2 separate regions of the Mus musculus genome follow, and region 2 is linked to region 1. A link is a loop called in an ENCODE intact Hi-C map of the cell type or tissue named here. Cell type or tissue: left cerebral cortex. All regions are shown on one strand. Links, peaks and the distances in the headings refer to the core of each region. The heading gives the core; the rest is flanking DNA.

Evidence for each region. A loop is a pair of places that touch in the nucleus more often than their neighbours do. Peaks named below come from ENCODE experiments on the same cell type or tissue, not always from the same donor. Only the 100,000 strongest peaks of a DNase experiment are listed, where the experiment ranks them.
Region 2: it touches region 1 in a loop (3-fold over the local background); 27 of 42 quality-filtered maps call a loop at or near these places.

The regions. Positions count from the first base shown.
Region 1 is chr17:80,284,793-80,300,949 of GRCm38, forward strand. Dhx57 (DEAH (Asp-Glu-Ala-Asp/His) box polypeptide 57) reads right to left here and starts at 5,684. Exons shown (of 24, transcript NM_001163759.1): 1 at 5,264-5,684. Morn2 (MORN repeat containing 2) reads left to right here and starts at 5,420. Exons shown (of 5, transcript NM_194269.2): 1 at 5,420-5,545; 2 at 7,533-7,586; 3 at 9,678-9,784; 4 at 10,721-10,857; 5 at 12,462-12,684. The coding sequence starts at 10,721. The coding sequence ends at 12,564. In left cerebral cortex, for the core only: a CTCF peak has its summit at 6,549 (motif pointing right); DNase peaks (open chromatin) are centred at 4,375, 4,905, 5,408 and 6,554; H3K4me3 peaks cover 2,458 bases; H3K27ac peaks cover 1,226 bases.
Region 2 is chr17:80,552,213-80,568,369 of GRCm38, forward strand. Cdkl4 (cyclin-dependent kinase-like 4) reads right to left here. Exons shown (of 10, transcript NM_001360143.1): 2 at 8,138-8,362; 3 at 4,095-4,216. The coding sequence starts at 8,305. Among named protein-coding and RNA genes, the nearest start is that of Cdkl4, 17 kb to the right of the region's middle. In left cerebral cortex, for the core only: CTCF peaks have their summits at 5,432 (motif pointing right), 7,079 (motif pointing left) and 8,782; DNase peaks (open chromatin) are centred at 7,043, 8,746 and 11,718; H3K4me3 peaks cover 251 bases.

The DNA.
Region 1 (16,157 bases), core at 3,002-11,001:
GAGGTCAGCCTCTGGTCCCTTTCTGCCGCCTGTCACTCTACTTTGAGCTCTGAAATCTATCAGTTCTCACCCCTCATCAAAGAAACCTCTCTGTACAACAGACCCGACCACTGCAGAAATTCACAACTGATCAAAACGCTGAGAACAGAGATTGTGTGGTGTCTAGTCCCAAATGACTCACCCACAAACACAACTGCTGAACCTTAGATCAGGGACATTACAAAGGTGGACTTCAGAAAATCAAATAACCCCATTAAAGAATGGGGCTCAGAACTGAACAAAGAATTCTCACCTGAGGAATACCGAATGGCAGAGAAGCACCTGAAAAAATGTTCAACATCCTTAATCATCAGGGAAATGCAAATCAAAACAACCCTGAGATTCCACCTCACACCAGTCAGAATGGCTAAGATCAAAAATTCAGGTGACAGCAGATGCTGGCGTGGATGTGGAGAAAGAGGAACACTCCTCCATTGTTGGTGGGATTGCAGGCTTGTACAACCACTCTGGAAATCCGTCTGGCGGTTCCTCAGAAAATTGGACATAGTACTACCGAAGGATCCAGCAATACCTCTCCTGGGCATATATCCAGAAGATGCCCCAACTGGTAAGAAGGACACATGCTCCACTATGTTCATAGCAGCCTTATTTATAATAGCCAGAAGCTGGAAAGAACCCAGATGCCCCTCAACAGAGGAATGGATACAGAAAATGTGGTACATCTACACAATGGAGTACTACTCAGCTATTAAAAAGAATGAATTTATGAAATTCCTAGCAAAATGGATGGACCTGGAGGGCATCATCCTGAGTGAGGTAACACATTCACAAAGGAACTCACACAATATGTACTCACTGATAAGTGGATATTAGCCCCAAACCTAGGATACCCAAGATATAAGATACAATTTGCTAAACACATGAAACTCAAGAAGAATGAAGACTGAAGTGTGGACACTATGCCCCTCCTTAGAATTGGGAACAAAACACCCATGGAAGGAGTTACAGAGACAAAGTTTGGAGCTGAGATGAAAGGATGGACCATGTAGAGACTGCCATATCCAGGGATCCACCCCATAATCAGCATCCAAACGCTGACACCATTGCATACACTAGCAAGATTTTATCGAAAGGACCCAGATGTAGCTGTCTCTTGTGAGACTATGCCGGGGCCTAGCAAACACAGAAGTGGATGCTCACAGTCAGCTAATGGATGGATCACAGGGCTCCCAATGGAGGAGCTAGAGAAAGAACCCAAGGAGCTAAAGGGATCTGCAACCCTATAGGTGGAACAACATTATGAACTAACCAGTACCCCGGAGCTCTTGACTCTAGCTGCATATGTATCAAAAGATGGCCTAGTCGGCCATCACTGGAAAGAGAGGCCCATTGGACACGCAAACTTTATATGCCCCAGTACAGGGGAACGCCAGGGCCAAAAAGGGGAAGTGGGTGGGTAGGGGAGTGGGGGTGGGTGGGTATGGGGGACTTTTGGTATAGCATTGGAAATGTAAATGAGCTAAATACCTAATAAAAAATGGAAAAAAACAAACAAACAAACAAACAAAAAAAACCAAAGGGATTGTGAGAGTGAGAGGAACTGGAAGTTTACTGTGAGACTGGTCTGTCTCCAAGAGATGTCAAAGAGGCTACCTGAGAAGGCTCATCAATACGTTTGCCTAGGTAAGATCTGAACAAGGACACCAATGGAATGCTAACATAGAAAGGGGAAAGCTCAGAGCCTCAAACCTAGATAGATGAGGAACTATATGCAGTTATAGAATGCTGAGAATGGGAGAAAGGGTTTTCCTCAGGGAAGAGCCACTCAACTGTTTATTCAAAACCAAGTGGTCAGCTCTAGGATCATATACATACAAACAGCATTATACAGACTGAGCAGGCTATTTATGTGTTTAGGAGTATATATATATATATATATATATATATATATATATATATATACATATATACACACATATATGTATATATGTGTGTGTATATGTCTGTATATATATATACATATATATATATATATATATATATATACACACACACACACACACACACACACATGTACGTATGTAACACTCATAAAAGGAGACCATGGATACAAGAGAAAGCGAGGGAGGTACAAAGGAGGGTTGGAGGGAGGAAAAGGATGCAGGGGAGATGAAATTATTATTTCAAAAAATATAAAAATGATTTAAGCCCCTCAACAGAGGAATGGATACAGAAAATGTGGTACATCTACACAATGGAGTACTACTCAGCTATTAAAAAGAATGAATTTATGAAATTCCTAGACAAATGGATGGACCTGGAGGGCATCATCCTGAGTGAGGTAACACATTCACAAAGGAACTCACACAATATGTACTCACTGATAAGTGGATATTAGCCCCAAACCTAGGATTCCCAAGATATAAGATACAATTTGCTAAACACATGAAACTCAAGAAGAATGAAGACTGAAGTGTGGACACTATGCCCCTCCTTAGAATTGGGAACAAAACACCCATGGAAGGAGTTACAGAGACAAAGTTTGGAGCTGAGATGAAAGGATGGACCATGTAGAGACTGCCATATCCAGAGATCCATCCCGTAATCAGCATCCAAACGCTGACGCCATTGCATACACCAGCAAGATTTTATCGAAAGGACCCAGATGTAGCTGTCTCTTGTGAGACTATGCCGGGGCCTAGCAAACACAGAAGTGGATGCTCACAGTCAGCTAATGGATGGATCACAGGGCTCCCAATGGAGGAGCTAGAGAAAGAACCCAAGGAGCTAAAGGGATCTGCAACCCTATAGGTGGAACAACATTATGAACTAACCAGTACCCCGGAGCTCTTGACTCTAGCTGCATATGTATCAAAAGATGGCCTAGTCGGCCATCACTGGAAAGAGAGGCCCATTGGACACGCAAACTTTATATGCCCCAGTACAGGGGAATGCCAGGGCCAAAAAGGGGAAGTGGGTGGGTAGGGGAGTGGGGGTGGGTGGGTATGGGGGAATTTTGGTATAGCATTGGAAATGTAAATGAGCTAAATACCTAATAAAAAATGGAAAAAAAAAGATAAAAAGGTTCTAACAAAAAAAATTATTTAAGAGAACAAGGCTATTACAGAGTAGTTGCTGAATGCCTCACTCAATAACCTATGAGTGGATATATGAATAGGTGGAGAAAGTGAGCCATGAAATACTTGTGAAGAGAACATCCAAGCAGCAGCAATGACAGATGCGAAGGTTTCAAGCTCGGAACATCAATTAGCGCCCTGGGCCAGGTGCTGGGATGAGGCCAGAGTGCACAGAAGGAAATAATAGTTTCAGTTGGGCAACTATTACAGTCGTTCAGGTTAGAGAAAAGAAATGCAGTGTCTTAAAAATGGTGGGGAGGAAGACATAGGGTGTTTACATCGAAACTCCATTGGCTGTGGCTATGAGGGGCAGGAGGAAGTGCCTGTGTCAGGGAGACTTTGAGATAGAATGCTAGCTCCTCAGAAGTTTTACTGTTGGTTTGTGTAAACAGAGCAGAACATTTATACTAAATAGGCTACTCTGGCTTTGGTGGAATGCCGTGTGTGTGTGTGTGTGTGTGTGTGTGTGTGTGTGTGTGTTTAAGTAAAGCTTTCAACAAATGTTTTGGTAACTGATTCTTCTTTGCTGTGGTACCTGACTTCAGTATTAGCTGCATTGTGAGTGGTAGATAAAGGTGGTGGTTTGAGATTTGAATCCAAGACTGGTTAGTTTTTATACGAATGGCAGATTCCCTGGTGGGTGGGTCATTAGCTAGAATCAGGAAAGACAGTTTCTCCTAGGTGAGTGGGACCCCCCCTCCCCACAAGTGGCCAAACACCATAGAGAAACCAAACAAAAACACAAATAATGTCCTCTTTCAATTTAAAGTGTAAAACTTGCCAAGCAGTGGTGGCAGACACCTTTAGAGGCAGGTGGATCTGTGAGTTGGAAGCCAGCCTGGTCCACAGAGTGAGTTCCAAGCCAGCCAGGGCTACACAGAGAAACTGTCTTAGAAAACAAAAACAAACTAACAAACAACACCCCTCAATTATTTTAACTACTCTCTAACCCTAGATCCCCACTAGGCAAGACATCCTGAGCCCCAACCACGAGCTCTCCAAAGGACAGCAGTATATACATACACTCACAAAACCATAATGACATGAAATGATTAACATGTGACTGAAGGAATGGCACAAACTGAATTTTCAATAATCGCATTCTCCCACCCCCCTCCCCCCACCTTTATGTCTTTCCAGACAGGGTTTCTCTGTGTAAATAGCACTGGCTGCCCTGGAACTCGCTTTGTAGACCAGGTTGGCTTCAAACTTACAGAGATCCATCTGCCTCTGTTTCCAAAGGCGTGCACTACCACGCCCAGCTGCATATCGGGTTTTTGTCTTTTTGTTTTTTTTACGTAGGAAGAAAGGAAAACATCAAACATCTTACCACCCAAACCACCCAGCTGGGGTCAATTCATACATTGAGAAATGGCTGAGGAAAAAAAAAAGGCAAGAAGATTCTGTACTGACTTAAAACAAGTTGCCTCACACCAACCCAGAAAAGGTTACATTTTCAACTTGAGCTGTAATTTTCACGCAAAAATCTGAACCAAGATTTACCGATTATAGCGGCATCCGATATCACATTCCCCAGACGTTTTCTGTAGAATACAAATTAGGTTATCTAGTCCGCAGGGAGGAATCCCACTATCTATGTAGCCTGCTAAGATTTCATCTTTCTTTACCATAGACACTGGATCCAAGTTTGGCTCTAAAAGGATCCTTTGTTTCACACCCAAGTTTGGCTCCCACGTACAGCATCGTCAAGCTGAGGTGATGAAAACTGAACCCACACCGCTTGCCTCCCAGGCAAACCTCTGACCACTATACATTCCCCCAGCTCCATTCAGATACCTAGTCATGCAAGGTTCCTTTCTTCAACATCCATCTTCTCCAACCCTTTCCCCAAACAGCCCCTCGGGTCGCCACCGAGCCACAGACAGGAAATGGGGCTGGCGCCCCTCCTTTTCAACCTTGCTCGGAGCCGTGGGTGTGGACGACCTCGACTGCAGATCCCGGGGTTCCCCAGGATTCTGCAGGTCCAGGTTCACTGCCCCTGGGCTGACAGGCAGGACCATAGGGGCTGCATGGTCCTCGGATGTGATCACTAGAGAGGGGAGGCGGCAGGCGGGCCTGGCAACCCCGAACCCGCGCGGCCCCGCACATGCCACGTCAGGCCGTACCTGGCTCGTAGCGTTGCTGGCTGCGGAGCTCAGGAGGCGGCACCCAGGGTCGGGGTCCGGGCTGGGTTCAGCTTCCCTCTTGGACCTCACCCGCAGCAGCCGCCCCGCCCAGGTGTCTTCTGATTGGCTTCTTGCACTTTTGCTTCCGGGTGAGAGGTCGCCCGGTCGCCCCAGCAACCGAGGCCCGCTCTGTCCTAGAGCCCAGCTCCCTCCAGCCTGCCGAGCTGGCGAGCCTAGGGGAATCGCAGAGTCGCGAAAGCCTGTCCTTCACGTCTCCATCAAGTGAGTGCGCTTCCTCTCGGGAGCTGATGGACCCGGAGCCAGCCGCAGCATCCACTCTGGGGTGGAGGGGCACCGACAGCCCGGCGTCGGGGGATCCGGAGATACAGCGTGGGCCCCCGAGTCTGTGGGTTCGCTGTGCCTATCACTCCGGATTTGTTTCCTTTACGGTGCCAGATCAATGGCAGAGGTTCCTGCTAACTCACATAATCCAGAAATTTGAATGTGGAAACGTCACCCCCTTATTTAGAGAATATTAGTTTCTGTAATCGAACTCACACAGATAAGGTTTTACCTATGTAATACAGTGAAGTAAGCCTGTACAAATGGAAAAGAAATTAGCTTGATGTTTCTAGACTAATATGGCTGCTGATTTTGGTACAATGACAACTCAACATGGTTGAAAACACAAGTACAGTTTTCAAAAATTAAACGTGTGTTTAATATATATACATATTTAATATATTATATAATATATATTAACATATAATATATTAATATTATTTTAAATATAGGTATATGTTTATATGTGTATATATTTATATATGTGTATATATTTTTATATATGTATATATATCTATGTATATGTATAAAGAGCAATAATAGTATGTTATGCATCAGTAATAACAACAGCTTTTTCAGGTCCTGTAGTCATCTGAACAAAATTGTAGACGTCTAGCCTCGCCTTAAAAACAAACAAACAGAAAAACACCACCAAACAACTAGAAACAGCACAGGTCTGTGACCATTAGGGTACCAGCACAATATATATATGTATATAAGTATACACATATACATACATGTGTGTGTATTGTACATATATAATTATATGTATATTATATATATGTATGTATATTATAGACATATAATTAGCTTTTAAATCATCTGTAAAGAAGACATCCTGAGTAATATTGGAACCATCTTTGATAAAGCTACCAATTCATATCATGCAGCAGGTAGGAGATATTTTACACTCACATGATACAGTGCTGCCCCCACATTTGTAACACTAGAGGGCGAAAAAGGCATTTGAGACTTCTTTTTACTTTTTTCAGCAGAGGGCCAAATGCTGGTGTGACATAGCTCTGTAAAAGAAGTGCACTCTTTTAGATAGGAATTCCTTTCAGTAGTGTTCAAAGTATTACACTCTCACGAAACAACAAACAAACAAACAAAACCAAAAAAAAAAAAACCCTGAAAACCAAAAAGGGGAAACATTTCCCCGAGATAAAGCCGTACAAGACTATGCTCATCAAACGTGGAAATCTGAAGAGCGGTTGAGGACTGCTTCATTTCCTGTATGATCAGTTGTGTTTAGTAGTGTCCTGCTTAGTAGGCGTTTAATGATTCTGTCTCAAGAGCCATTCATTCCCTAGATAAGCATTTTCTGTTTGTACTCAATACCGAGTCAGGTGGTGGGAGGACATTTCATCGATCTATGGTCCCTATTTTAGTGTAGGTGACTAACTACACATAAGCATTGCTTTACTAAGACCCCTAGTCCTGGAACCAGAGGAGTTTAAGGATGAGAAGAAGTCAGACAGACTTTGCAGAGGGGCCATCTACAGAGTTGGACACTAGCCTGCATGGCCTACATAGGTTCATCCTTTTAGTCAAAAGTAAGAATGAGACATTGAGGTAGAATCTGTTTCTACCCAAAGAAGACGCTCGTGCCTCCGGGAGAGCACAGCATAGCTGCAGTGGGCACTGTGAGCAGATTTCGTAATCTGATAAGCATTGTTAAAGCATCCACTACTGCCTGACTGAAAAAAAAAAGTTAACTTTGTACTAATAAAATCATACAAAATAAATTAAAATAGGCCATCTAGGGAAGATAATTTATTTCCTCAGGACTCTGCACCAGCCAGTAGAAATGCCAGTGTGTCTGTGTGAAGAGAATTTACCGGAATCCTGCTGAAAGCACATGTGCTGTGGGTCTCATGATATTAAACTATTTAAACTTACCTTTATTTCCCTCAATCTCTTAAAGCTTCGTCAGAAGTATATAAGATCAAATTTATATTTCCAAATGGAGACACATACGGTAAGCATGCATCTTAATTATCTTTTCATATAGGAAATTTGTTTTATAAAACCTTTTTTTTTCAATTCTATGAAAAATTTAATTGAAAGTTTTCAAATTTTTCTCTAGAAATATCACAGTACTTTTCTTTCTAGTAATGCTATCTTGTAAAACACTATCATAACCCAATTCCTATGTTTGTTGTTTCTACGATTATAGATGCTATTTTAAATACCTAGTACTCTCCTCTTTCTTATTTCTCTGAAAGCTGTCTAGCTAATTTCCCATAATTCACACGTTCAGATCATATAGTTAATTCCCCTCAATGATGTTGCAAAAACCCAACCAAACAACAGACAACAATGATAACAACTAAAACAAATATGCATCAGAAACAAAGCTTTGAAATGACATTTATAGTAGTATATACACAGGAAGGCTGAGCTGCTGTCATTGTGCAGGGCCACTAGTGACAATGCCAGGAATACCTCATGTATACTCTCACGACAGCAGTCATTTCAACTCCATGTTTCCAAAACATGCTACTGTTCCCAAGAAGGAGCCGTGTCTACCTGATTTTACATCTTGAGTCCAACTTTCTGTTGTCTTTTTCTACTAAAACTTGCCCTAAAGTACAGAGAAAAAACAACTTTCTGAGCTATGAACTATTTTACCCATACATTATATTTCCAGTGGTAAAATAAGACAAGCTAAAGTTATCCCATATCAACTGTAACCTCCCAAGTCAATGCTCCTGTTTTTTAAATTTATTTTATCTTTTTTTACAGTTCCCATCCTGGTCCACCCTCTGACTGTTCCATAGCCCCCCATAACCCCCATCCCCATCTCCATGTGGATGTCCCCAACCCACACACAAACACCCCACTTCAACATAACGCCCCACTCCCTAGGGCCAGCCAGTCTCTAGAGGGTTAGGTGCATCTTCTCTGACTGAGTTCAGACCCGGCAGTCCTCTGCTGTATGTGTGTTGGGGGCCTCATGTCAGCTGGTGTATGCTGCCTGGTTGGTGGTCCAGTGTCTGAGAGATCTTGAGGGTTCAGGTTAATTGAGATTGCTGGTCCTCCTACAGGGTCACCCTCCCCCTCAGCTTCTTCCAGTTTTTCCTTAATTCAACCACAGGGGTCAGCAGCTTCTGTCCATTGGTTGGGTGCAAATATCTGCATCTGACTTTTTCAGCTGCTTGTTGGGTCTTTTGGAGGGCAGTTGTGATAGGCCTCTTTTTGTGAGCACACCATAGCCTCAGTAATAGTGTCAGGCCTTGGGGCCTCCTCTTGAGCTGGATCCCAATTTGGACCTCCTTTTTTTCAGGCTTTTCTCCATTTTTTGTCCCTGCAGTTCTTTCAGACAGGAACAATTATGGGTCAGTTTTGACAGTGGCATGGTAACCTCAACCCTCACTTGATGCTCTGTCTTTCTCCTGGAGGTGGGTTCTACAAGTTCCCTCTCCCCACTGTAGAACATTTCATTTGCTTCCTGAGAGTCTTTCACCTCCCAGGTCTCTGGTGCATTCTGGAGGGTCCCCCATCTCCTACCTCCAGAGGTTGCCTGTTCCCATCCCTTCTGCTGGTCCTCAGGGCTTCAGTCCTGTTCCTCCCACACAATAGCTTATCATGTTCCCCTCTTTCCCCTCCCTGTCCCCTTTCTCACCCAGGTCCTTCCCTCCCTCCTTCCTTCTGTGATTGCTTTCTTCTCCCTCCCAATTGAGGCATCCTCACTTGGGCCCTTTGGCTTGTTAACCTTTTTGAGTTCTGTGGATTGTATCCTGGGTATCCTGTATTTTTTTTTTTTAGCTAATATCCACTTTTATTGGTATATTATCCCATGTAAGTAGCAGACATCCTAACAGATGAATAGACATTTAAATCAAAACCATTATACCTAGATAGGATACCTTAAAAATCTGTGGTGTCTGTCATCCACTCTGACTTTTAGTTTTAGTCCTAGAAAGCCAGAAAAGCGAAGGCCAACCAAAGCCCACCACTGGGGTGCAGGGCAGTTGTGAGTTGGCTTCAGCATAACTGTTCCACCCACCTAAGCCCCCAGCCCCATTTCAGAGCTCAGGGTCACAGCTGCGGGCTTCTTCCTCGCTAGATGGCGACTGCACAAGAACTACCTCTGGGATCTGTGAGAGAAACGGGACAGGCACGCACACCACGCCGAACGGGATTGTCTACACAGGAAGCTGGAAAGATGACAAGGTATCCTTATCATCCTTAATTCTCGTACTGGGTAAATGATCCAAGCATTTCATTACCAGTCAGAAGTGCATTGATTAAAGGGAGTTTATTGACTCACAGCTGTAATCTGGTTATGTAGGAGGCTAAGGCATGAGGATCCCGGATTCCTGGGCTATGTTGCAAGACCTGTGTTCAAACTAGATTCTGTAATGAAGATAAATGGTTTTAGTGTCTATTATTCTACATATAATATTAATCTCATCAATAGACGTAATATTATTATCTTTCTCAGCTTCCATTCATTGAGTAAAGCCAAACATTATTTTTTTTCCATTTAATCTTCTTGACAACCTCATGAGAAAGGTACCATTAAAACTCCTTTTTATGGATGAGATAAATCAGACTCGGGTTCCTTATACAGATGGTGGGTGATAACATGGGAATGTATACCTAGGTCTACATTTAAGAGATCATCATATCTATTAGGTGTGAGTGCCACGGCCTACAGGAGAGGGCTCTCTCCATCCACAGCAGGAGTCTCTGGGGTCACTCTTGCTCCCCAAGCCTTCTAGTCAGCCTCACGCCAGCCTTTTATCTAACCTCTGGTCCTCATGTTATGCAGTAGACACTTTTCCTACTGAGCCATTGGCATACCCCAAATTCACAAAGACAGTGTAATGTTTTCTGAAGTGACTACACCAGTTGCTTTTTAAGACTTCTGATGAACTTTGGTGTCTTGAGGATTCTAATTATCACCACCTTGGTCCCTCATCTGTTCAGATAGCCCAGATTCAGAAAGACAGGAGGGGGAGGGGGGGGGAGGAGTGGGGGGGATAAGGATAGACATGTCTGCTCTTTGTGGAAACAGGAAGCGATACAAAGTTAATGAGGATGTTCCTAAGAAGCTTGTGGGTGCAGTGTAGGCGGGGTTCTGAGCATTTCCTTTCTCACAATCAGATGAATGGCTTTGGAAGACTTGAACATTTTTCGGGCGCTGTGTATGAAGGACAGTTTAAGGACAACATGTTTCATGGACTGGGGACTTACACATTCCCAACTGGGGCAAAGTACACTGGAAATTTCAATGAAAATAGGTAACGTTACATTTTAAGAATAATTACAGTTCTAAAAGATTCTCTTCAGTCATGCTTGTTAAGTAGTGTATTTAATTAGTGCTAAATAGTCTTTATGGCATATTTGATCTCCATAAATGGCTGAGGAATGTAAGAGGAGAGGCTGTAACCATTATAGCCTTCCAAAGTGCAATATCATTTTTGGTAAAGATGATTAGACTTTCTCTGTGTAGCCCTGGCTGTCCCTGAACTCACCCTGTAGATTGGGCTTGCCTTGAACTCAGAAATCCGCCTGCCTCATGCCTCCCAGTGCTAGGATTAAAGGTACACACCACCGCTGGGCGTGGTGGTGCACGCCTTTGATCCCAGCACTCAGGAGGCAGAGGCAGGTGGATTTCTGAGTTCGAGGCCAGCCTGGTCTACAGAGTGAGTTCCAGGACAGCCAAGGCTACACAGAGAAACCCTGTCTCAAAAGACCAAAAAAAAAAAAAAAACAAAAACAAAAAAGGTACACACCACCATGCCTGGCTGACTATTAAGCTTCTACCCCAGCCTCTGTGGTCTCTGTTAGTGTAGGGTGAGTGGAAAAATGTGTGATTCTTGAACAAATTTAGTCCAAGAATAATTTTCACCTAAAATAATTCCTGTGGTTAATTCATCCTGACCTGAATTAGAGAATGCTAAAACTAGAAATGCACGTACTATTGCCCTTTCTGAGCACACGGTTGCAGAAAATATAAAAGGGAATGAAGCATAAGCATAGTTTTATAAGCTGGATCTTACTCCATATCAAGCCGCCCAAAGGTCACTATGAGGCTGGGGATGCAGCTGAGTTGAGAGTGCTTGTCTAGTGTACATGAAACCTTAGGTTCAAACCCTACATCGCATAGAATCGGGCATAGCACGCAGCTCATGCCTGTAATCCTAGCCCCTGAGAGTTAAGGGTAGGAGGCCCGAAGTTCAGTGGCACCCCTGGCTACACGAAAAGTTTGAGGCCAACCTGAACTACAGGAGACCCTGCCTCAAAAGGAAAATAAATTTATTTATAAATATCCCTTTCACAATCTAGAATGAAAATGCTATCTAATTGTTATACAGTCAGTGTGATACATTTCTAGGACTCCATTTTTGTAACAAGGACACATAAACCATTTTCACTTATATTAATAAAGAGAGGAAAAGATAACCTATGGGATACAGCCTATTCATATGTGAGTGTGTTTCCACCACTACAGTGGGATCAAAAGAACACTACCCAAGCACAGCACCTCAAACGGAGCTGATGACCAAGAAATATTTGTTAAGTAAATGAATGTTTGAGTCGATCCAGATAACCAATACACAAGTTTCAAGTTTCAGCCGATTGCTTGGTTTTATATAAAGTTAAGTTTATTTGACGCTGAATCCATGAGCACCAATATTTGTATCTAGACAGTGTGTGTTTGAAATAGTGTGTCTTCCTAGTGTATGAAAGCAGAACGCTGGTGATTAATAGGAAGTGACATGGAAAGGTAAAGAGCCCTAGACAGGCAGCGCAGCATAGCAGTCCACGTAGTCTGTGAATCCACATAGACTGTGAATGACCAGTCCTGACTAACGAGCAAGCTCACTTCTCACTTTTGCAGGGTAGAAGGTGAGGGAGAATACACTGACACCCAAGGCCTGCAGTGGTGTGGTAACTTCCACTTCACAGCTGCCCCCGGCCTGAAACTAAAGCTCTACATGTAGACCTGCTGCCTTAACGCTGAGATGTGGCCTCTGCAACCCCCCTTAGGCAAAGCAACTGAACCTTCTGCTAAAGTGACCTGCCCTCTTCCGTAAGTCCAATAAAGTTGTCATGCACCCACACCTTTTTGAATTATGTATTGTATGTGTGTGAGCTCATGTGTGTTTATGTGCATGTGTGTGCACATGTGCTTGTATGCATGTGTGTGTGTGTGTCTGTGTGTGAGTACTTGTTCATGCAGGTACATGTGGAAGGCAGAAGTTGATAATAAAATGCCTTTTTCAGGCTAGAACATGCTTTTAATCTCAGCACTCAGGAGAGGCAGGCAGATCTCCTGAGTTGCAGGACAGCCATGGCTACACATCTTGAAAAAGAAAAAAAAAGTCCTTTTCAATCACTTTTCACTTTTTTTTTTTTTTAAAGACATGGTCTTACTATATGGCCATGGTTGGCCTAAAACTCACTGTGTAGACCAGGTTGTCCTCAAACTCACAAAGATCTACCTGTTTCTTCTTACCAAGTGCTAGGATTAAAGGTGTTTGGTCACTAGATTCAATCTTTTCACCTCATTTGTTCCTCAGTGAACCTGGAGCTCACTGTTTCTGCTAATTTGGCTGGCCAGTGGCCCCCAGGAAACGCCCATCTCTGCTCACCCCCAGCTGAGCACGGAGGTTAGGCACGTACCAGCGCGCCTGGAGAGGGAATCAGGGTCTTCACATTTGCAGGGAAAGCACTTTGCCCACTAAGGCATTTCCCCGACTCTTGAATTGTATCTTCATTAGGAAATGACTTTAAATAAATTGTGTGAATCAATTCAGAGTTTATGTATGTTTTAAAATTGGAGCAGTACGGTCCGAATGGTGGCTAAGTCACTATCTAACTCTGCACCTCAACTTTTGTCAGCCCCTCCCTCCGGCTTGTGCCTTCAGGTTTATTTTGGAAGAAAAACATTTTTCATGAGATACCCTTTATAGTTATGCAATCAGTTGGTCCCCACTGGATTGGTTTACAGTTGTGGTAAAACTTAACATGAAAGCTGTCTTTTGAACAAGAACTTAAATGCAGTACATTGTTGCTGACTGTAGCTGCCATGTAGTACAGCTTGTCCCCAGAATTTATGCTTGACCGACTGACCCCCAACACAGAGATTAGTACTGACATTTCCTGCTTCAACCGCTATCTAGTCTTTGGTTCCACGAACGTGAACATTTTTTTTTGTTGTTGTTGGCTTTTTTTTGTTGTTTGTTTGTTTTGAGACAGGGTTTCTCTGTATAGCCCTGGCTGTCCTGGAACTCACTCTGTAGACCAGGCTGGCCTCGAACTCAGAAATCCGCCTGCCTCTGCCTCCCGAGTGCTGGGATCAAAGGCGTGCATCACCACGCCCGGCGAACGTGAACATTTTACATGCCTTATAGAAATGATGCAACATTTGACTGGCCCTTCTTATAATATCCTGAGTGGTCAGCTGTGTTATATTACAAAAATCCCTTCATAAAAAGCTGAGCAGTATTCCACTATATGTATAGATTATATGTATACATTATATGTATTTCTCTAAGCTGGACAATCTAAGCTTGGCTATTGTGAACTGTGCTGCAGTGAACATAGAAATGTTCACTGGAATTTTCTGTTAGAGATGCTGATTTCAACTCATGTGCATAAGTACCCAGTAGGAGTGCTGGATCACACAGTAGGTCTGTTTTTGTCTCTGAGGGCCCTCCATGCTGGTTTTCCATCGTGTGAGTGTGTTTCTACTCACATCATGTGAGGCTTCGACTTTTTGCAGATCCTTAATGACATTGTCTTTCTTCTTGTTGACCGTGGTAGTAATTGGTTGATCCGCCTAAGACTGCTTGGCACTCGACTGTATGTATAACCCAGGCTGTCCTCAACTCACGATTGTCCTCTCTCCACCTTCTGTGTGCCAGCTTTACTTACAGCAGTCCTGTGTGGTTGGTTTGGTTTTAGTTTTGTTAGCATATGGAATAGTGTTGCTGCTAGCCACGCTGACATGTACACGGTGGTAGCGTGCTGTGGTTGTGGTTTTTCCTCCCCAGAGCTTTGTGAACTGAGGTTTGCAAGCTCGTGGGGCCTTTCGTATCTTTTTTTTGGAAAAACATCTACTCAGGTTCTTAGTCCAGGTTTTAATTTGATTATATTTTTTTTTCTTGTTTCTTTTCTCTCCTCCCTTCCTCTGCCTTTCTTATTTATTTTTCTTTTCTTTTGAAACCAGGTATCACATGTATTCCTGGCTAAACTGGAACTTTTAAATTTTTTATCTTACTTTATATATATATGAATTTTTTTTACCTGAATGAACCTCTGTGCACTATGAAATTCATGAAGTTCCTGTGGAGGTCAGAGGTTGGTGTTGGATCCACTGGGATGGAGGCACAAATGGTGGTGTGATTCGAACCTGAGTCCTCTGCAAGAACAACCTGTGCTCTTAATCTTTGAACCATCTTCCCATCTACATCTGTCATGTAGACCAGGCCTGCCTTGAAGTCACAGAGATCCACTGCCTAAAAGCATATGTAACTACACCTGGTCCATTGTTTTCTCTTTTTACATCTATTTGCTTAAATGTGTGTCCATGTATATGTGTTCTCATGGTGTGTGTGTGTGTGTGTGTGTGTGTGTGTGTGTGCCCGTGTGCCCAAGGTCAGCATGTGGGCAGTGCCCTGATTTTCTCCTTACATCTATTTCAACTTCTTCTTCTTCTTTTTAAAAATATTTATTTTTATTTATATGTGTAACTGTCTTCAGACACACACCAGAAAAGTGCATTGGATCCTATTACAGATGGTTGTGAGCCACCATGTGGTTGTTGGGAATGGAACTCAGGACCTCTGGAAGAGCAGTCAGTGCTCTTAACCATTGAGCCATTTCTCCAACCCTCCCCCTCTGTTGATGGTACAATAATTCTTTTTTTTATTAGGCTAATAAAATTTATTTAAAATATACAACTCAGTATTGACATTTTTTTAAGTCATGTAAATAATTTATAATAGTTAAATTCCTCTTAAATATACATGATATCTTCTAAAGCTAAAAGTAATATGTACTCAACCAGTTTTTAAAATCTATTTGAAACATTAAACATGATAGAAGTAGAAAAAAATCTCTTATGAAGTCCTCTATGAAAGGAAATTGTGACAAGTTCCTAGTTAGACAGAAACCAATCCATCTACAACGGAGAATACACAGTGTAACTGTGGCTTCATAGAATTAATTGGGTAGTGTTTCTTCTGTTTCTATTTTGTGGAATAGTTTGAAGAATATTGGTATTAGTTCTTCCTTGAAGGTCTGAAAGAATTCTGCCCTAAACCTATCTGGTCTTGAGATTTTTTTTGGTTGAGAGACTTTTAATGACTGCTTCTATTTCTTTAGGGGTTATGGAACTGTTTAGATGGTTTATCTGATCCTGATTTAACGTAGGTATTTGGTATCTGTCTAGAAAATTGTCCATTTCATCCAGATTTTCCAGTTTTACTGAATATAGGCTTTTGTAGTAGGATCTGATGATTTTTTAAATTTTTCTCAGTTTTTTTTTGTTATATGTCCTCTCTCTCTCTTTCTTCTTTCTTTCTTTCTT
Region 2 (16,157 bases), core at 3,960-11,959, 270 kb after region 1:
CACACATCAAATCATTTAGATAACATGTTCCTAATTATCCTCAACTTCCCCCCCCCCACACACACACACTTAGACTTTTTTCTTTGTGGCTACTGTGTTTAATCAGGTGGCTAGTGCTGGTCTCTACTGTCTTAGCAGTTGCCTGCTCAGTCCTGCTCTGTTACAGACCCTGCAGATCTTTTCAGTTCTGCTGATGTACATGGGACTGTTGTTTTCGGAAACTAGAGACCCAAAGGTTTAATTTGTATATTTAAATTTTAAATGGATAGTTTAGTCATGGAGACAACTTGAGAGAGTGAGCCTTCTGCTTCCATCCTGTGGATCCCTGGACTTGAACTCACATCATCAGTTATGGCTCCAGGACCTAGGTGCTGGCATGGGAGGCTGCTCTATTCAGAAAAATGGATGTATGTGTGTGTGGGGAGGAGCGGGGGAGGGGGGGAAGGGGCACGGGGGATTTCTCTCAGAGCAGTTCCTCATCTTAGGGCCTGATTATGTAGCATTGCCCTTGACAGTTAGGTACACGGTGGCACCCTTTACCTCCACTCCTAATTGTGAATATTACGAGAGACCTAATTCTTAGCACAAATTCTTTTCTGTATGAAATATCCATTCCTGTTTCCCGAACTGCATTTTGTTATGATTTTGTCCATGTCCACCCTTTCCTAGTCAAACCTGCAGTGACAGCTTTTCTCTTTTATAAAGTGGAAGGGTGACCATAGCCACCCTGGGCACTAAGAGGCAGAATATTCAACTTCAGACCCCACTATGCTACTTTCCACTTTTATAACCTCAGAGAGTTGTGGAAGCTTCCATTTTCTCCTGTGTGAAAATGGAAAAACACCCTAAATTCACTGAGAAAGCTACCACCCAAACACTTCCGCCTAACCTCCACTTGTGTTCAAGAGATGAAGGTCTGAGGTCAGATGAAGCCAGTAGACATGACCACATCCCAGGCACAGTGACCAGAGGTCCCAAAGGTAGAAGATGCTCTGGGTTGACAAAGAACCAGGAGTGTGGGGAATTTAGGCAGAAACAAGGTAGAGTCCCACAGAACCTTCCAGAACCTGGACCCGGCTCTAAAGCCAAAGCCCTCGAAAGAATCAAGCAAGAAGTGATACAGTGCTAGGAGGTAAATGTGGAGAAATGGACTAGGAAGCCAATCGATTGAGCAACAATCGATTGAGCAACCCAGACAACAGAGCCGGCGAGAGTAGTGGGGGGAGGGGTGGCTTCCACCTTCAGGGAACAGGCGCCAGCACTAGGCTACTATATCAACAGACATAGGATTCTGGATAGGTACTCGGAGACTCCAGGTGAGGAGACCTAGGAAACAAGGCAGGTATGAGGGGTCAGAAATGTTTCAGAACCCTGACTGCTAACGTTGTTAACGAGAAACCAAGCAGAGCTAGTTCAATGGGAGTATCGGTCGTCAATAGGATACGCAAAGCTTTCTTACTGGGGCGGCATGGTTCTGCTCACTTGGCTCAGATGCCCAGGAGGCAGGGTCCACTGCTGGGAGGATGATATGCGTTAGGGATGAATCACATTGATCTTACAGAGGAGATGGAACTGTAGTGACCGTAGATAGACACGCCACGTCCAGACCGGAGAGAGAGCACGCCAATGCTGTTCTGCCGCAGGCAGCAGTTTTCAAAGCATTATAGAGTGAAATAGCGCCCTCTGTAGAAATCGGTGGATACGTGGTGTTTAGGTATTATCCTTCGGGAGAGTGTAGAGACAAATACTAAAAGCAACAGCGAAAAGCTTGAAGCTAAAATCCAGGTGTCTCGAGCTACCCAGCTCAGAAACTGCTATTTTAGTCACCTGAAGATGACTCTGACCTTACAAATTCGCGCGCGCGTGTGTGTATGTGTGTGTGTGCTCGCGTGCACGTGTGCAAGAGAGAGAGAGGGGGAGAGGGAGAGGGAGAGGGAGAGGGAGAGAGAGAGAGAGAGAGGGAGAGGGAGAGGGGGAGAGAGAGATGCATGTATAGGTATTTGGGTATGTGCATACGTGTGTGTGCTGTGTGTTTGTGCGTGCATGTGTGTGTGTGAAAGAGATGCATGTATAGGTATTTCTGTATGTGCATACATGTGTGTACGTGTGTGTTGAATTCCAGAGGTTGGTTTCTTGGGATCTTCTTCTATCCACCTAATTATTACTTTTAATGATTTATTTTATTTTCAATATTTTCTATTTCAATTTTAACAAAATAACTTTAATTTTTCAGGTGTGCATGTGTGTATGTGTGTGTGTGTGTGTAAATTCAAGTGTACCCTTGGAGGCTAGAGGTGTCAAATTCCCTGGAACTGTTGTCATAGTCAGTGATGAACCACCTGTCGTGAATACCTGGGAATCCAACTCAGATCTGGAAGAGCTGTACGTGTTCTAAATAGCGGAATCATCTCTCCAAACCTATTGTTATTGTGAGACAGGGTTTCTCATTAGACCGGGAACTCCCTGGTTTAGCTACAGTAGCTAAAGTGCCAGCTTCCGGGATCTGCTGACTACTTTCCCAGCACTGAGGTTAAGGGCGTGCGCTTTCCACGGGGTTAAAGGAAAGAAAATAAACTGCCAAAAGGAGGTAGGGATGGACTTGTCGAGGGACAGCCATGTCTCAGCTCAGCAGTTGTTTACTACTGGAAAATCAGGTCACTCCCAATCTTCTCTGCTCTAAATATCTTTCAGAATATGTATAATTTTGCCCTTATGGGAAAAATACCTTGCTGTATATCTTTTCTAAGTGGAGTTTTGCGTTTAAGTGTGACAACAGCTTTCTAAATGTTCATACTCACTGCCAAATGATCTACCTAGTTACACCCTGTCTAGGTGGAGAGGCCTGCATACCTATTTTGTTTGTGGTGGCTTCAGATGGAACCCCTGTGCCTTGCACACGCCAGGCAACCTCTGTACCACTGAGCTACACCCCTAACCCTTTCGAATATATTTGAGACCGGGTCTTGACTAAGTTGCTCAGGTTAATCGCCAACTTGCAATCATCCCGTCTCAGCCTCTGGTATACCACAGCACTCATCTTACACTATTTGAAAAATTATTAATGGTGATAATAGTTTATTGAAATTCTTTTTCAGTTTTAGTCATGGCTTTATTTTTTAAAGAAAGCAATTGCCAAAACTTCTGTATTTAAACCCTGTTTTTTCCTTCCTTCTTTAAGAAATTTCTTGGCTCTCACTTTTCAAGTTTAAAAAATATCCGATTTGTGCTCTAGTTAGAATTCTGTGCTACAAAAAAAAAACCCGATGAGACAACATGTTTATACTCTCATAGTAGGTATTTCCATCTAGAAACATGCTCATTTCAATAAAATCTTTTAATCATTTCAGTCAGATATGTAGTTGCGTTCTTTAAAAAGACTTACTTATTTATTTTATACGAGTACACTGTCACTGTCCTCATGCACACCAGAAGAGGGCATCAGATCCCATCACAGATGGTTGTGAGCCACCATGTGGTTGCTGGGACTGGAACTCAGGACCTCTGGAAGAGCAGTCAGTGCTCTTAACTGCTGAGCCATCTCTTCAGCCCCTGTAGTTGTCTCTTTTAAAGAGTTATTTATTATTTATTGTGTCTGACTGTTCACCTACATGTATGTCTGCAACGTATGCAGGAAGGCCAGCAAAGGGCACCAGATCCCCCGGAACCGGAGTGACAGATGGCTGTGAGCCACCACATGGGTGCTGGGAACCGAACCTGGGGCCTCTGCAAGAGCAGGACTTGCTGTTCTTGACCAGAGAGCTGCCGCTCCAGCCCCAGTGGGTGCTCTTACGTGTTGACTTGCTGGTGGGCCATATGATTGGATTTCCTCGCACTGAATTATGGTCGCTCCTTGAGGTCAGACCACCCTGTGTATGCTTTCCCACCAAGCTACACTGGGGTTTATACTGGCTTCCTGTTTCTTCTGCTTACACTTTAGGTTAAAAGCCATTACCCTTTGAGCACATCCTACGTGAAGCTGGGGGTTGGTAGCGGGGGTTGGGGTGGGGCTGGGAGGCTGGGGCTGGGATCCTTTTGGGGCTACACACAGAATGAAAGAGAACTGGCCAAAGAACTCCAGGTTCTGGATCACTTACCCGTTTGGGTTTCTCTCCAGCTCGTTTAACAGTGTGTGATCACAGTACTCAAAAACTAGATGCATCTTTCTCTTTCTTCTGAACACCTCGATGAGGTTCACGAGGTTTGGGTGTTTCAACTGCTGCAGAAGAAGTGAAGTGCACAGGTTAGTGATGCGGTTCCGTTCACAGCTGTCCCAGATATGCTCTGATGCTAGGAGGACACGCCCCTTTATCATTCTAGCTCCTGGGCAGAAGGGTTTTTTTTTTTCTTTTATTGTGTGTTGGCGTATGTGCATATGTGCGAGGGTGCACATATGTGTGTGTGTGCATGTGTGTATGGAGCCTAGAGGTTGACATCAGGTGTTCCTTTTTTTTTTTTTTCTTTTTCTGAGACAGGGTTTCTCTGTGTAGCCCTGGCTGTCCTGGAACTCACTCTGTAGACCAGGCTGGCCTCGAACTCAGAAATCCGCCTGCCTCTGCCTCCCGAGTGCTGGGATTAAAGGCGTGCGCTACCATGCCCGGCTAATCAGGTGTTCTTAATTGCTCTCCCCTTTAACATTTTATTACTAATTAATTAATATATGTGTGTCTGAGTGCATGGGCATATGCACACTCATGGATGTGCAATGTCACCTGTGTGAGGGTCAGATGACAACTTGCGGGGACTGGTTCCTTCTATCACTTAAGTCCCGGGCATTGAACTCAGATTGTCAGATTTGGCTGCAAGCATCTACCTGCTGAGCAATCTTGTCTCTGCTCTCCCTTTAATCTTTGAGACAAGGTCTCTCACTGACATGTGGCTCCTACCAACTCAGTGAGATGGGCGGGGTCCAGCAAGTCCTAGGAATCCTCCTGCCTCTGCCTTCCAGACCAGGGGTTGCAGACACATGCCATTTAGCACAGTGTTTGACATAGGTGCTGAGGATCTGAACTGGGGCCCCTGAGGTTTGTACAGCAGGGGCTTTTACTGGCTGAGCGGTTTCTCCATTCTCTCATACAGAATTTTGTTATGGTGTTTAAGATCAATTGCTCGTTCTTCGAGCCATCAGCTTCAATGTGGAATGAATTGAAGATCTGTAACAAGTAAGTAGTGATAGTAGCTAAACTGTTTAAATCCCCCTGGTGAGGGCCAAGTGTAAGCAACGTGTTCATGTGTAGGCACCGTGCAGTGTACAAGAACTAGGAACACACAATGTATAACGTAAATGAAGGACTGAGTCATTATGCAAAAGGCTATAAAATGATCAGTGTTTACATACTTTACACATTATCATGGCCAAAAAAAAAAAAACAGGCTTATTTTATTTTTAATTGTATGTTGTATGTGCATGTGCACACACATGTGAGTGCCCGCAGTGTCCAGAAGAGGGCACCAGATCCCCTGGAGCTAGAGTTAGAGGAGTTGTGGGCCACCCTGTCTGGGTGCTGGGGAGCAAAGGGTGGTCTGCAAGAGCAGCGTGAGTTCTTAAGCTGAGCCCATCTCCCCAGTCCCCTTACCATCGACTTATGTCAGTGGTGGCTTGGACTGGAGTGCAGTCTGGTTTCTAGTGTCCGCTCTCAGCCCCTAAGTTTCTGTTGCACCTCTTATCTTAGGACTCTCCCAGGCTCATGCATTTAGATATGCTTTTCACTGGGCTCTGTCCTCTGGTTGAGGCTGCTGCTTGCTCTGATGTACGGAGGTTTTATTTGTGGCTTCTATTGACATGTGGAAATGGTTCAGAAAGCAGTCTTTTATATTTTCTTCTTTCTTTTTCGTTTTTCTGTGCAATATAATATTATATCCATATATATATTTTAAATGTTTTATATGAATAAATGTTTTGCATGTATGTATGTATGTATGTATGTATGTATGTGCCTGGTGCCCAGAGAGGTCAGAAGGCATCAGATCACCTGGAATTAGACTTTAGATAGTTGTGGAACTAAACCCAGGTCCTCTCTTAGCTGCTGAGCCATTTCCCCAGCCCCTTGTTCAATATTGTAAACCAAAAGTAAAATGCTAATGAAGTTTGATAACCTATCCCCTGGGTTACTAAAAAATCTTAGTGTAGAAGTCAGTGTAACAGGCAGAAACCAGAACAGCTGTAGTCAAGCTAGCTAACATGGCTACTCTGCCTCTGCCGAGAGAGACCAGATAGTTTAGGGTTCACAGTAGCTCACCTCTGAGAGTGGTGGGGTATTAGCTACATGGGAAGCTAGGGCAAAAACCAGGACATATGACCTCACCTGTTTGTAACTCCTTTCCCTTGTATATCTAGCAAACAGATCAATTTTCCTACACACAACAACAACAACAAAATCACCTGACAGCTGCTGCCCAATAGTTGGGGAAATGAGAATCTATTCTAACTAGGAAGGAAATGTGTCCAGAGCCCCGGGTCAATCTGCATTCTGTGTATGTCCAGGACTGAAAGAGCCGAAGGTCAAAGGGCGACAGGGGTACTTTCACAAGACACGCGCTGCAAGAGAGCTCTAGCAAAACCACGGGTTGGAAGCTGGACCGTTTCCCTGCCAGGTGGACAAGGGATTTCCAGACGCTGCAGCTCCACGCGGTGCCCGAGTGTAACCTGGCCAAACTGTCCAGGGGCCGGCCAGCGATTCACAGCTCCTTAGCAAATGACCTTGACTTAGCCGGTGCTGTGGTTGCCTGGGGTGTAAAGGGTAGTGTGAAGGAAAGGCCAATCCAAGTTAAATAGGAGGAGAGTGTGAGGAACATAAAGGAGGATGTGTTCCCAGCTAGCAAGGGAGCAACAGCAAGAGGCAGGAAAGAAGGTTCTGAGCCTGGCGGAGGGGACGAAGCTTGGGCTACTTTGCGTCTTAGGTTCACCCTTAGATTTGGGCTGTTTTAAATTAGAAGGTAAACCTGCAAGCAATAATCTAAGTATTAGATTTATCTAAAGACCAGAGAGGGCGCGGGAGAAGGTTAAGTTAGCAGCTTTTTTTGGTCTTAGATCCTGCAGCTTTGCCCAACAATGTCCGCCGGACCCAACAATGTCACTAGCGCCCTCTGCCGACCAAGTATTAAGATCGAACTTTTTTTTTTTTTTTAAATCAAATTCTATTTTAAATAAAACTGCAACTGATGGGGAAAACTTATGCATATGATACTTGAAAAGTAGAAACAATCTAATTGTTCTTCACATTTACAAGCCGAAAGTCCATTAAAAATAATATGAGATACTTAGAAAGTGACTGTGTGCTCTTCAAACTGTAGGGTCTTGCTAATGAACGTGTGTTCACCCATTAGTGGTGTCTCCACCCCTGGGAGCTTGTTAAAAATGAGACACTTTGGAACCCATCCCAGATCCCTCTACCTCTAAACTCTGTATTTCAGTAGATTTAGGGGTTCCACGGATGTTCGCATTGGAGAAGCACACCCCAGGCCTGAAAGTTCTTTTAAAAAATGTAAGGATTTTTAGGCTGGGCAAACATTTCCATTGGGAACACATGAAACTTCTACATGGAGTTCCATCAAAGACAATGGCAACAAAAGGAAACAATGTAAAAACCATGAAGGTGGCTGGGTGATTCTTAGGCACAGGCAGGTCCTGTTGATACCTCCACCGGTACTGGGGGCCCCCTCTCTGCCGGGAAGGGAAGTGCTCCTGTAGTTCTGCTGGTTGGTTGGAAAAGTGTGTGGGGGCAATGTCCAGAAGACAAGGCAGGCATCTGGTAAATAGTGGGGTCAGGACACTTGGGTGGATGTTTCCAAATCAGGATGTGGTGTACTGAAGGCCAATGCTTCCATGTTTTAACCCCCTACTCACACATCCAGTTAAAGTCAGAAGCCAAAGTCCAACAATGCTTCCCAAAGTGGCTGAACCCCAGGAGTTAAGTCGGACTTGTCGCCTGGCAGTGGTGGCGCACGCCTTTAATCCCAGCACTTGGGGGGCAGAGGCAGGCGGATTTCTGAGTTCGAGGCCAGCCTGCTCTACAGAGTGAGTTCCAGGACAGCCACGGCTGCACAGAGAAACCCTGTCTCTTCTCACTCGTTTTAGTGTGCCTGCCTCACGCAGCATCTTCAGAGTGCAGATGCCGCCTGCAGAGCGGGACGGACCTACCTTCAGCATACGGATTTCCCGCAGGGCTATTTTCCTAACGACACGATCATCTTCAGATTCCACGAATTTTTTGATCGCTACTACTTGTCCAGAAGATTTGTTTCTGCACTTGAATACAACGCCATAAGACCCTTCTCCGATCTTAGCTAGCTTTTCATACTTTTCCATTTTAGTTACAGCGACTTAATTTTAGTGTACCGGTCGACTTGAAGTTCAGCGTTGCACCTGGAAAATAAGAACGACTTTTCTTAATCAAGCGGATACAGGATGGTTTGCCTGGGTGGCCCAAGGTTTATTTCCACACTTTAATGTTTGCTTTTTTGTGTGCAGTAGAAGTGAACTCTCAATGGTATTTTGTTAGCACAGCTCTCTAGTCTTCTGGGGTCATTTCTGACAGTGGCTCTGTGCTGACCACATTTAGTTAACACAACCAAGCCTTGTCCGATTTATTGTTTTTATTACCTGGAGTAAATGATTAAAATACAGGGCTGTAAAATGCAGCTAAGGGGGCTGGACTTTCATACCCTTGAATAAGGAAGGTGTTTGCCTTCTTAGCTAGCTCACCGGAACCCCACCGTGAAGGGGAAGAATTGCGCAACAAGGCAGACTACAAAGCTCAACGTCCCCACCTGGTGGAGAGGAGAGGGAAAACCATGGTCGCTGAACAAGGCGGCTTTTCTCAGGACACTATTTCCTTAAAATGTTTGGATTCCATTTATTCTGGTTGTTGTTGTTGTTGTTGTTGTGTATATGAGATATATGAGATGTGTATGGATATGATATAAATCTGAGGTGTATATGTCTGTGTAGAAGGCGGTAAATTTGGAACGGATGTGAGATTGTGTGTGTGTGTGTGTGTGTGTGTGTGTGTGACAGCTAGAGTGTGGTAGTCAGAGGACAGCTTGTGTGTACCGGTCCTTTCTTACCACGTGGTCCTGAGGATGTGACCAAGGTTGTAAAACTTGCCTGGCAAGTGCCTTTATAATCTGTTCCATCCTGCTGGTCAAGGCACGGTTATCCTTTCTCTTTCTTCTCTCTTTCTCTTTCTTTTCTTTCTCTCTTTCTCTCTTTCTTTCTTTCTTTCTTTCTTTCTTTCTTTCTCTCTCTCTTTCTTTCATTTTGTTTATTTGGTTTTTTGAGACAGTTTCTCTGTGTAGCCCTAGTTGTCCTGAAACTTGCTCTGTAGACCAGACTGGCCTTGAACTCAGACCTCCACCTGCCTCTGCCTCCTGTGCACTGCCACCACCTGGCAAGGCACTCTTGTTCTTAGCTTTTATTTGTATTAGGGTGACCAATTCTTAGACCACCCCTAAACAAACAAATTATAATACAACAAAAAGGTCAAATTTTCTAATTTCCCTGCAGTCGTTCCATATCCACAGGACTTCTTAGAAAATACTAGATCTCATTTTTATTATTTTTTTGCACTGTTTTATGTTTATAATTGTGGCTAGATTAAACATTCGATGAGAAATAATACCAAAATGATTAATCAAATCAGGGTAGGAATTAACATTATAAAAGTTTGTAATGAGCCTCAGAAAGTCCACCTCTTTACCCAGTGGAATCTTGTATGTATAATCTAATAACTGTAGGAGCTCACCCTGAAACAGCAGTGCTTATTTACATATAGTATGCTAGGGCTGCTTGATCCAGTTGTACAGGTAAGAAAATTGAAACGCAGTGAAGCAAGTGCAGAATTACAATCGGTCTTCTGGGTTCCACACTGCACATCTGAAATCACCACACTGCCTGCCCTGCCTCTGAGTTAATTCATGGCTGTCTTAGTCAGGGTTTCTATTCCTGCACAAACATCATGACCAAGAAGCAAATTGGGGAGGAAAGGGTTTATTCAGCTTACACTTCCATACTGCTGTTCATCACCAAAGGAAGTCAGGACTGGAACTCAAGCAGGTCAGGAAGCAGGAGCTGATGCAGAGGCCATGGAGGGATGTTCTTTACTGGCTTGCTTCCCCTGGCTTGCTCAGCCTGCTCTCTTATAGTACCAAGACCACCAGCCCAGAGATGGTCCCACCCACAAGGGACCTTTTACCCTTGATCACTAATTGAGAAAATGCCTTACAGCTGGATCTCATGGAGGCATTTCCTCAACTGAAGCTCCTTTCTCTGTGATAACTCCAGCTGTGTCAAGTTGACACAAAACCAGCCAGTACAATGGCATAACAAAATTTAAAGAACTGCTCTGTTTAGGTCTTGGTAGAAGAGCTAACGGTTACCATTCCTTGTCTAACTCAGACATGCTTAATAGATACTAGGCTCTCAATCTTGTCAGAAATCTGCTAAATGAAACATTAAATGTCTAAGCTCAATATGATAGAAGAGCCCCTTCCCCCCAAATCCTGACAGTTTACCCGCCAAGGTCTCCAAGAAGATACAGGCACAGCGACAAGATTCTACCTGGATTGTGGTATGATAACCACTGAGTAACACTGCTCCATTGCCTTTCTGCTGCCAGGGCTTGGCCTACACCATGGACGAACAGCGGACACCCAGAGAGCTAAATGTCTCCTACCGGCTAAGACAAGGTGAGTCACTTCTCCCACATTCCTACTCCACGGGAAAAGCCTCTCATCTTCTGGGCCTGAGAGTCAGACTGACTCAAGTTGCTATGGAGACCACAGGGGCCTGGGAACTGCTTAGATAGTGGACATTAACCAACCTCTGTCATTTTAATTAAGGGCATCTAGATTGTAAAGTATTCTTCCCAGACTCCTAACTACATTGACGGCTAAGCTAACTGCAGCTTGACAGTTAGAAACAGACCTCTAGCTCCTTCCCCCAGGGTGATCCACCACCCTATTAGCTGGTTAGACAGATTTGCCTAACTCATGGACTTGATGATAAAGGATACACAAGTTCAGATGCGAGCTTTCACAGACATAACCTTCTGTTACTTCCTTACCTAAACTCAGCTTCCAGGGACTGTTTCGAATTCCTTTCCCTTGTTATGCCACTGTCCTAACATTAATAGAGTTCTTATAAATTAGCCTAACTCTAATAAAACATTCCAGTATATGATCCAACTTTTATAATCACAGGTTCAAATTTTAAGTTTCCTTTGATTGTCTTTTAACTATAAACTTAAAATGTTTCTTGTGCTACATCTAAACTATCAGCTATCATAGTTACACAAATATAGATTTCCTTTGGCTATCTTCTCATTATAGATTTAAGGTATTTCTTAAATCTATATGATCATCTATTATCAAGGTTTTAAGTTTCCTTTGTCTTTTAAATGTAAACTTAAAATTGTTTCTCATTATGATTTCTGTTCCATGAAGGGCTTTTGTCTTCCTGGGCTCATCTAAAAGACTCTTCATGCAGTTAACATACTTATCTCTCCTGTAAACTTACAATCTCCAGGAAACCCACTCAGATCGACCTCTCGTGGATCAAACAGACTCTATCCAGGTAAGTACACCTGCCAATCACTAAGTTCCTGTAGGAGGCTGTAGCCTCCCCTTTAGGCTGCCCGAGCTGCACCTTAAAGATGGCGCCTGCCAGATGCAGAGCTGGTGGTGTAAACAAGTCCATATTCGGTGGAGACGTGCCCCTGCCGCCCTGATTGGCTGAAGCCATGTACCTGGTGAGGTGACGTGGCCTGCCGTGAGTGGATGGGGGCTGAGAGTATATAAGAGTGAGAGGCCCGGGGTTCGAGGGAGATGAAGACTGAAAATGGCTGAATAAACTGCTGATAGAAGAACTGGTGGTCGTGTGGTTCTTGCTGGTCGAGGGTGGATGCGACAAATGGTGGCCCGTACAGAGAACCGACTTCCCCACCAAAGAGTTCAGAACTTTCAGCAGTCAGTGTTTGCCGGCACGGTAAGTTCACGGTAAGTGAAACTTACGACCCCAGGAATTTTGGGAAGGACCTCAGATAAAACAGAGGTGAATATAAAGTTGCCAGGAAGCAGGCACAAAGTAAAAGTGAAACCATGGGAGCGTCCTCATCACATCCGATTTCTTCAGCTCTTCAGGAGCTCCTTAAGTCCAGAGGTTTAAAAATTCAAAGAAAAACCACAGAAAAGTTTCTTGATGAGTGTGATGCCATCGCGCCTTGGTTCGCCGTCTCAGGCAACCTCACAGTCGCTAGCTGGGAGAAGCTAGGTAGGGACTTAGATGTTGCCTGGGAGCAGGGGATATTGAAGGGAGGCATGAGGGCAGTGTGGAAGATGGTAAGGAGCTGTTTGGATGATGAACGCTGTTGCAAGGCGCTAGAAGCTAGCCAGCAAGTTCTGGAGCAGTTGAAAGAGGAGAGGTCATTAAAATCTGAGAAGGTTGAGACATTGTCAAGCAGCTCAGAAAGTGAAACAGAAGAGGAACTGGAGCGGTTAGCAAAGAGTGTGGAGAAAACCAAATTGTACCCTGACTTGACTGAGCTAAAAAAGGAGAAGTTGAAGGAAAAGGGAAGTAAGAATAAGAAAGGACACACAGTGCCATCTGGTGGACAGAAAGGACAAAACAAAAGAGCCGAGGTGGAGGAGGAAGACAAATTAGCTTCGGAGCACCCTCCCTATGCCTCCTCAGCAGCAGCCTATGGGTGGACCTTCTGTCCGGAGGTTTGGAGAGAGGTTAGATCCTCCTTGCTGGGATGTCCTATTTTCACTGACCAAGCAGGGCAGAGATATCATGAGCCTCTAGATTTCGAAGTAATGCCCTTGATAAGGCAGTTGGTTTATGAACAATGTACCCGAGAGTGTAGGGCTGCCATTACGCCTTTAAAAAGCAAGGGTATCGAGGCATGGATGAAGGTTTGCCAAGAGCTTGGTGGGCCATTGACCAACGCTGGTCTTGCCGCAGCTGTCATGCAGTTGCAAAAGAGGAAGAGGGATGTGCCTCCCGGAGCTTGCTTTAGGTGTGGCAAGCATGGACACTTGAAGAGGAATTGCCCTGAAAAAGAAAGGGGCTCTGGGGGAAGCAGAACTCGCCCCCCCTGGGTTGTGTCCAAAGTGCAGGAAAGGGAATCACTGGGCTAGTGAATGCAGATCAGTCAAAGACATCCATGGCCAGCCTCTTACTCCTGGATATGGAGGTGCGCGGCCAAGAAAAGGACAGCGGGGCCCTCGCTCCCAGGGCCCGCAAATATATGGGGCAGTGGACAACTCCCAGGGGGCGGAGGAGACCCGGCCAACACTGAGACATCCCCGCAACCGCGGAAAGCCACTGAAGGTTTAGCAGGATTGGACCTCTGCTCTACCACCAGAATCGTATTGACTCCCCAGATGGGCACACAGGTGATTGAGACAGATTTTAAAGGTCCTCTACAAGAGGACACTGTAGGATTGTTATTTGGCCGCTCCTCGTCTGCCTTACGTGGGCTCATTGTCCATCCAGGAGTTATTGACCCTGATTATCAAGGGGTAGTTATGGTTATGGTCTCATCACCACGAGGTATTGTGTACATCTCCCCTGGGGATTGAGTAGCTCAAATTGTCCTTTTACCTAGCCTTCATGGGCGCTTCCCCTCCGCTGGTAAACAAAGAGGAAAAGGAGGGTTTGGTGCCTCGGACGTAGACCTGACATGTCTCTCTCTCCAGATGGACCAGCGTCCAGTTCTGGAGTTGAAGGTGGATGGCAAGGCCATCCTAGGGCTCCTAGATACTGGAGCTGATCACAGCATCATAGCACAGAAGGATTGGCCCTAGGGATGGCCAGTGCAAAGTTCTAATCAGATGCTGTGAGGCCTAGGGTATGCAAAAGCTCCGGATATGAGTGCATGGAATCTGAAATGGAAAGATGCTGAGGGCCATTCAGGGGAAATTCAGCCTTACGTGCTGGAGCTCCCCATTTCTTTATGGGGAAGAGATCTATTAAAAGATTTAGGCTTGAGACTTACCAATGAATCTTCACCTACTTCTCGACATCTGATGCAGGATATGGGGTGGCTCCCTTCCTATGGGTTAGGGAAATATTTACAAGGAAGAAAGTCCCTCATAATACAAAAGAAGAAAATTAATACTGAAGGCCTGGGTTTTTCCTAGGGGCCACTGAGGAAGGCATTCCCATAACCTGGAATAAGAGGGACCCAGTGTGGGTACCTCAGTGGCCCTTGTCTAAGGAAAAATTACAGGCAGCCAAAAGTCTGATTGAAGAGCAACTTCAATTAGGCCATATTTGTCTCTCTGTTTCACCATGGAACTCACCTATTTTTGTAATAAAAAAGAAGTCAGGCAAATGGAGATTGTTGCATGATCTTTGAGCCATCAATGCACAGATGCAGGTTATGGGATCCATACAAAGAGGCTTGCCATTGTTGTCAGCTTTGCCCTAGGATTGGCCCCTTATAGTGATAGATATTAAAGATTGTTTCTTTTCTATTCCACTTTGTGCCCAGGATAGTGAGCATTTTGCCTTTACTCTTCCATCATGTAACCATGAGGAGCCCGATGGAAGATATGAGTGGATTGTGTTGCCCCAAGGCATGGCTAATAGTCCCACCATGTGCCAGTTATATGTTAGTCAAGCCATAGAGCCAATTAGAAAAGCCTTTCCCAAATTGCGTTGCACGCATTATATGGATGATATCCTCTTGACAGCAAAAACAGAAGAATATCTTCATTCAGCCTATACTGCCTTGGTGAAAGAGTTACAAAGGTGGAAGCTGTATATAGCACCTGGAAAGGTTCAACAAGATCAAGTAGTTTCCTATTTGGGTGCCAAGATTTCTCTTACTGGGGTGCAGCCACAAAAGGTTCAGTTAAGGTTAGATACTTTACATACTCTTAATGATTTTCAGAGATTATTGGGAGATATTAATTGGATTAAGCCATATCTAAAGATACCTAATGTTGTATTAAAGCCCTTGTTTAAGATATTGGAAGGAGATCCAGATTTAAATTCAGTGAGGAGTCTGACCCCTGAGGCTAGACAAGCCTTGTCCATTGTAGAAAAGGAGCCGAGTAAAGCACAATTAATGAGATGTAAGGAGGGAGTGCCCATCAATCTTTTGATACTGCAAACAGAAATGCAGCCCACTGGCTTAGTTTGGCAGGAAGGACCTTTGCTCTGGATTCATCCAAGAATATCCATGGGTAAGACCGTGGAACATTATCCTACTACGGTAGCAAATTTGGCGTTGATGGGAATTCAACAATGTTTGCAACATTTTAGATGTCAGCCGGGCATGTTGATTATTCCCTATGATAGTCATCAGCAGAAAGTTTTGGCAGCCACAGTGGATGAGTGAGCCATTCTGTTTTGCAGCTTTAATGGCATAATAGACAATCATTACACTAAACATTCATTGGTTGCCTTTTATAAAGCTCATGCTGTTGTGTTTCCTAAGATAGTGCAGAAAAGGCCCATTTCAGGAGTGGTGAATGTGTTTACAGATGGGTCCAAAACTGGATGTGGAGCCTATCTTATTGAATCTCAACAACTGGTTCTTAGGCAATATCAACCTGGAACACCCCAATTGGTAGAGTTACAAATCGTGTTAAAAGTAGATGTTACAAAAACAAAAGTAAAATAGGGGGAGATGTAGGAGGCTGAAACCTCCCCTTTAGGCTGCCCGAGCCGTACCTTAAAGATGGCGCCCACCAGATGCAGAGCTGGTGGTGTAAACAAGTCCATATTTGGTGGAGACGTGCCCCTGCCGCCCTGATTGGCTGAAGCCGCGTGCCTGGTGAGGTGACGTGGCCTGCCGTGAGTGGATGGGAGCTGAGAGTTTATAAGAGTGAGAGGCCCGGGGTTCGAGGGAGATGAAGACTGAAAATGGCTGAATAAACTGCTGATAGAAGAACTGGTGGTCGTGTGGTTCTTGCTGGTCGAGGGTGGATGCGACAAGTTCCCACTTGCTACCTATTCCAGAGGGTCAGATTCCTGTCCTGTGCCCTGGGATTGGGACTCCCCTCACCCCAACCACCAAGGCCCTAAGGGCTCTAAGATAAAAACCTTTCCCCCCAAATGTGTGTGTGTGTGTGTGTGTGTGTGTGTGTGTGTGTGTGTATGTGTGTGTGTGAGCATTTTGTCAAGTCCAGGAGTTTACTCAAAATCTACA